Regions from separate parts of the Homo sapiens genome. Here region 1 is linked to region 2. A link is a contact called in ENCODE Hi-C or POLR2A ChIA-PET data. All regions are on one chromosome and are shown on one strand. Each heading gives the region's core, a stretch centred on a gene start or an enhancer-like site at or near the end of the contact. The rest is flanking DNA. Distances are from core to core; before and after follow the strand shown.

Region 1 (3,352 bases), core at 328-2,827, 51 kb before region 2:
GTTGGGGTGGGCACTGAGGAAGGCAGTTTGTTGCAGAGTGGAGCAGACAGCAAGCTGACTGCTGTCCCCAGATTGCCGCCCACACCTAACCAGGACTAGCCCTGGGAGCAAGGAGGGAAAATGTAGGACAGTGACCAACGGTGGCCCTGCGGATGGGTGAGCACACTCCTACTCCTTCACACAGCTCATACCAGGCACCAGATCCCAGTGATGCTGTGTCATCCACAGCACACCAGCGGTTACACCTGAGGTTCCCAAAGAAGTAATGGATTTGGCATTTTCTTTTTTTCTTTCTTTTTTCTTTTTTTTTTTTGAGACAGAGTCTCACTTTTGTTGCCCAGGCTGGAGTGCAATGGGACGATCTTGGCTCACAGTAACCTCTGCCTCCTGGGTTTAAGTGATTCTCCTGCCTCAGGCTCCCGAGTGGCTGGGATTACAGGCATGCGTCACCATGCCCAGCTAATTTTGTATTTTTAGTAGAGACGGGGTTTCTCCATGTTGGTCAAGCTGGTCTTGAACTCCTGACTTCTGGTGATCCACCCGCCTTGGCCTCCCAAAATGCTGGGATTACAGGCATGAGCCACCGCACCTGGCCGGATTTGGCATTTTCTTTTCTTTTTCTTTTTTTTTTTTTTTTTTTTTGAGACAGAGTCTTGCTCTGTTGCCCAGGCTGGAGTGCAGTGGTGCCATCTCGGCTCACTGCAAGCTCCGCCTCCCGGGTTCACGCCATTCTCCTGCCTCAGCCTCCCAAGTAGCTGGGACTACAGGCGCCCGCCACCACGCCCGGCTAATTTTTTGTATTTTTAGTAGAGACGGGGTTTCACCGTGTTAGCCAGGATGGTCTCGATCTCCTGACCTCGTGATCCGCCCGCCTCGGCCTCCCAAAGTGCCGGGATCACAGGCGGGAGCCGCCCGCCCGGCCGGATTTGGCATTTTCAAAGCACACTATCGTTTTCTTGCTGGATTGATGTCTGGCAAGCTTGCCTGATAACTGGCCTGGGTGTACTTCCTTCTTTGATTTGTATATATTTTAATCTTTTATTTACATGTCCTGCCTATTTTTTTCATAGTGACCGTGAATTAACTGGAACAGTTTTTTTAATTCTTAAAAAAAGAAACAGAACCCATTGAATAGTCTTAGAACTTAGATCTACCAGTGAGAGAAACTGCTAGTTGAGACTAAAATAGAGCTTTAAACTACCAAGAGATGTAGAGGCCCGGGGCGCTTGTGGGCAAGCACGTGTCAGCATGGGGAGGAAGAGGCACAGCCGCAGCCCAGGACCCATGCTGATGCCCTCACCACTTCCATCCTCTCAGATAAGATCATTTCACTCCTGAGAGAGGATCTTCCTTCTCCTAAAGCCTCCTAAACCTCACGGCCCACACCCAGTCTCTCCGACGTGAAGGGACGCTGTCCTAGGGGCGCCGGGGAGCCCAGTGCAGTCTTCCTGAGGCAAATGTGCCGCACAAGGTTTTCCCCATCTGGGATCGGGGAGCAACTGAAGGCCTGGCTGCTGGAATGCTCCTGAAACACATTAGGTGAGCAGGCCTCAGGCAAGGAGGGATGAGGCCCAGGACCGATGACGCAATCTTGGCCTCCGCTAGAGGGCTGGCTTGGGAAGGAGGTGGAAAGCTTCCATAATGAGATTCCCAGCCCGGCTCAGTCAAGCAGAGGCAGTGACTTTAGCCAAGGGCCTTGCTCTGGATGGAGCAGAATCCTACGGGCTGCTCTTGGAAGAACTGGTTTAATCTAGAGCAACACGGTCTCAAAATAAGGGTATTTGTGTACGGGAGGGATGCTTTGGGGGAGAGGAGAGAATATGTAAATATTTTTTGGTGGTGGTTTTAAAAGTCTGGGGAGAAATCTGCTAAATGAAAAACTTAACATACATTTAATATTCACGTGCATTGCATATAATAAAACAGTCCATTTTAAGTCTAAAGTTTTGCTTTTTAAAAACTCTGTGAAAGCTTCAAAATGAATTTTGTTCAACCTCCTCTCTTAACTCGACACTTAAATATTAACTGAACTGTTTCTGAACTCCGATTTTGAACTAGTTAAAAATCTTATTTCATTAGACATTTCTGAAGCCCATAAGATTTCTCCCCAGTGGGGTATGGCCCGCCTGCCCATTGCAGATGAACCAGTACGCTGGCATGTGAGCGGCCTCCACAGCTCATATGCGGCATGTATATAAAACCAGTGTTTAAGTCAACATCACTTTATTTTTTAAATGCTGGTTTTCAGTCTAATTCACAATTTTTTGGAAACTATAATATACTTGATGCTTTTACAGGCTCTCAACATTGATAATACTTGAATCATTGTGGGTGACCTTGGGCTTCTGGAGCTTTAAGGAACAAAGTTAAGTGACACATCCCGTTACAGAAAAAGGTATATTCTGTATATCCTATATTCTATATAACTATGGACTAGTCACCCTCCTTATTCTGATTAGCATTCAAAAGCATCACCACAATACCTCTCATACTCTTTTGACGCGGCATAGCACTGGATATATCTGTTCTGTTTCATTGTTGGACCTTTAGCAAACACTTACTGATTTCCTCCAACGTGCCACGTTCTGTGCTTTCTGTTCTTGAAGCCACATTCAGTAGAAGATACAAACATGGAACAAATAAAGATGGTATTATGTTGTTAAGTGTTAAATTAAAGAAATAAACAGAGAGCAAAAAGGAGGAAGGTACAAACTCTGCCCAGAAGAGGGAAGAGAAAGTAGGGAAGGCTTCCCTAAGGAGGAAGCATTGGGAATGGCTCCTTGCTTTTAGGGACCCTGTCTGGGACTGTAACCACAGCTTCCTGAATGGTCTCCAGCTCCCACACTTCAAGCAAGAGGATAAGTAAAGTTCTAACAGTGTGCTGGGGGACAGCCCTTACCACCACCACAGCCCGCCAGCCCACCCCCGCCAGGCCTGGAGCTCTTCAGCAGGAGTGGGGAATAGCCATTCTGATTAAAAGTGACAGCCAGACCTCTGCAAGATGTCAACAAGGACCCTCCAACAACTAGTAATAAAGGAACACATTCATTTACTAAGCACTGACATTTTGAAGGGTAAATTCTGGTGAACGACACCCACTCATCCCTCTGACTCCTACTCTTAGCTAATGACCCTGACAGTCAAGTTGCTTTTGTACCTGCTGTTCCTTCTGCCTAGAGCACCTTCCTCCTCTTTAAGGACAGGCAATATAGACACCAATTCATCCAGGAAGCCCTCCTGATAACCCCCAACTAAGGGAACGTCGACATCCACCACTTCATTCATTCAGCTAAAGCTTACTGAGCACACACCATGTGGCAGACACGAGGGACACAGTGGTGAACAAAACAGA
Region 2 (2,988 bases), core at 179-2,678:
CAAGCGATTCTCCTGCCTCAGCCTCCCGAGTAGTTGGGATTACAGGCGCCTGCCACCACATCTGGCTAATTTTTGTATTTTTAGTAGAGATGGGGTTTCACTGTGTTGGCCAGGCTGGTCTCGAACTCCTGACCTCAGGTGATCCGCCTGCCTCGGCCTCCCAAAGTGCTGGGATTACAGGCGTGAGCCACCGCGCTCGGCCCTTTCTTGGGTCCTCGGATCCCTCTTGTACTGTGTTGAATGTTTGGGCTCTTCCGCTCTGTTTTCTAGTCAGTTGCACCCACCCGACTGAGCCCGTGGTACTGCAGTCTTGCTGTGGTGTCTCTGCAAGCAGCTCTGCACCCCAGCACCTGGCTCGGGGCCAGGCACTGAGAAGGCAGTCAGGCCCTGTGTGCTGAATTGAAGGAATGTGTTTGTGGCTTTCAGTGACTTCGCATCTCAGGCCTTACTCTCATCCTGCTTAGTAGCAGGGGAAAGCACTTTAGCTCCGCCAGTGCCCCCAGCTGGGATCAGATTCTGACGCCATCACCTACTAGCGGTGTGGGCTTGTGCAAATCACTCCAACTCTCTAAGCCTCAGGTTTTCCAGACTTAATTATCACCTCTGCCCTCAGAGTTCAAATTAGCACTCCATTGGATGATAAATAGGCTAAATAAGATAGTAAATAGAAAGCCCTTAACACAGCGCCTGGCACATACTGAATGTTCAATAAAAGGTGGCCCCCTGCAGGTTTATTTCACCACAAACTTTATTATATGAGCCAGCACGCTTCTGGGAAGGAAACCAGGAGCTAGTCATCCTTGGGCCTGAGCTGGGTGCTGTGGCATGCGCTTGTAATCCCAGCTACTCAGCAGGCTGAGTGGGAGGATCGCTTGAAGCCAGGAGTTCAAGACCAGCCTGAGCAACATAACAAGACCCCCATCTCAAAAAACAATAATTATATTAATAAATAATTAATAATATTTAGTATTAATATAGGATTAATAAGTAATTAGTAATACTATTTATTATTATTATGCCAAGATGACAAGTATAAACTAGGCAGAACCAGGCCAACCTGGACATCTGGTCACCCTGCTTATCCTCTACTCACTACCAGCCTTGTAGGCCAGGACTGGCAGATCTTCATCTCACAAACCCCCGCCCCACCTTCCTCCTGCCTCTTCCCAGCAGCGCCCTAGCTGAGCACCTCAGGGACTTCTCCTCCCGGGGCAGGGGCCCCCCAGAACCGCAGCCTGCCTGGAGCTGCGGAATGCTCTGAAACGGGGGAGATCGCAAGTTCCCGTTCCTGCCCCCACGTCCCTGCAGACCCTGGAGCCCTTCAGCGACCCCGGGAGCCTACCGTGAGGGCCGAGCGGGTGGCGCCGGGCTGCCCTGTCTTCCTCAGGAGCAGAGAGGAGTCTGGTGTGGCCTGTGGTCAGCTCAATCCAGCCCCAGCGCTGATCAAAGTTCCAGGCAGTGGTTCCTCCCCTCACGTGGCCCCAGCGTCCCAGAATGTCACCAGGGTCACAGGACGGGAGAGGGCCTTGGCAAGGCCTCTGAAGATTACAAAATGACCCTGAACTCCTCCCATGTACAGAGCCCTGCCGGGGCCAAAATCCCACCGAGGTTGCAGGGTTGGCACCTTCAGGACCCCGAGGACACTCAGAAAGCTCTAGAGATTCCCGCAGGCGGCTGGGTTGGTGAGGCCTGGGATGGGGTCCACGCTCACACCCATACCTGTGAGCAGAGGCAGAGGGACTGGGAGCCTGCCTTCAGCCTCAGGCCCCTGCTGGGCTCTCAGCGCCCGGAGGCATTTCAAGAGGGCTGTGGATTTGTTGTTTTGTCTTGTTGTGTTTGTTTGCTTGTTTAATGAATGAACTTTCTAAACCCTTCCTGAATTAGAAGGGGGAAAAGCTATAGGGAGATGAATTGGGGCCCAATATGGAGAGGAGCGCTCACACACTCAGGGCTGGCCGAGGACGAAAGATGCTGCTTTGGAAGGGAGGGATTTTCCCATCTCCGGAGGTGTGGAACCAGGGCTGCAAGACACACGGAGTGTGTGTGTGCTGAGTGCGTGCATCTGGGGGTGTGCATGTAAGTGGGTGTAAATGTGAGTGGCTGTAGGGGGTGTGTGGTGAGTGCATGTGTGGGGGTGTGTTGTGTGTGTAAGTGGGTGTATGTGTGAGTGGGTGTGTGCGCGCGTGGGTAGGGTGTGTGTGTGGTGAGTGCGTGTGTGGGTGCGTGTGTGGGTGTATGTGTGAGTGGGTGTAGGGGTGTGTGTGGTGAGTGCGTGTGTGGGGGTGTGGTATGTAAAGAGGGTGTATATGTGAGTGGGCGTGTGTATGTGAGTGTAGGAGTGTGTGTGGTGAGAGCACATGTGTGATGTGTGTGTAAGTGGGTGTATGTGTGAGTGGGTGTAAAGGTGTGTGTGGTGAGTGCGTGTGTAAGTGGGTGTAGGGGAGTGTTTGGTGAGTGCATGCGTGTGGGTGTGGGGTGTGTGTGTGTAAATGGGTATATGTGTGAATGGGTGTAGCGGTGTGTGTGGTGAGTGCGTGTGTAAGTGGGTGTATGTGTGAATGGGTATGTAAGTGGGTGTAGGGGAGTGTTTGGTGAGTGCGTGCGTGTGGGTGTGGGGGGTGTGAGTGGGTATATGTGTGAATGGGTGTAGGGGTGTGTGTGGTGAGTGCGTGTGTGTAGGTGTGCAGTGTGTGTAAGTGGGTGTATGTGTGAGTGGGTGTGTGTAAGTGGGTGTAGGGGTGTGTGTGGTATAAGTGGGTGTGTATATGCATGAGTATGTCTCGTGTGTGTAGAATGAGAGTGTGTGAGAAAATGTGTGGTAAGTGGGTGTGAGTGTGCAGTGAGTGGGTGTGTGGGTGTATGTGTGTGGTGAGTGGGTGTGTGTGTGCAGTGTGTGGGTGTGTGGTGTGTGTGGTGAATGGGTGGGTGTGCGTGTGTGCAGTAGGTGTGAGTGTGTTGGGGTATGTGTGTGTGTGGTGTGTGGTGAGT

The links. Hi-C counts contacts between places; a loop is a spot of excess contacts on that map. ChIA-PET counts read pairs that join two places held with the same protein, here RNA polymerase II (POLR2A). Pooled maps may share reads with other maps.
Region 1: POLR2A ChIA-PET joins it to region 2 with 28 read pairs in activated naive CD4-positive, alpha-beta T cell. The contact joins the enhancer-like site here to the promoter of CPN2 in region 2. A Hi-C loop is called at or near these places in 2 of 168 maps with a recorded cell type or tissue (MCF 10A and posterior vena cava) and 3 of 50 pooled maps. POLR2A ChIA-PET finds 5 or more read pairs at or near these places in 4 of 52 experiments (B cell, Caco-2, RWPE1 and 1 more).

The regions. Positions count from the first base shown.
Region 1 is chr3:194,298,993-194,302,344 of GRCh38, forward strand. LINC00887 (long intergenic non-protein coding RNA 887) reads right to left here. Exons shown (of 3, transcript NR_024480.1): 3 at 2,207-3,352. Among named protein-coding and RNA genes, the nearest start is that of LINC00887, 12 kb to the right of the region's middle. Within about 2 kb of position 1,578, at least 14 of the 41 ENCODE cell types and tissues checked have a DNase peak (open chromatin) inside an H3K27ac peak, as active enhancers do.
Region 2 is chr3:194,349,900-194,352,887 of GRCh38, forward strand. It overlaps CPN2 (carboxypeptidase N subunit 2), which reads right to left and starts at 1,429. Exons shown (of 2, transcript NM_001080513.4): 1 at 1,343-1,429. RefSeq lists an enhancer at 905-1,754.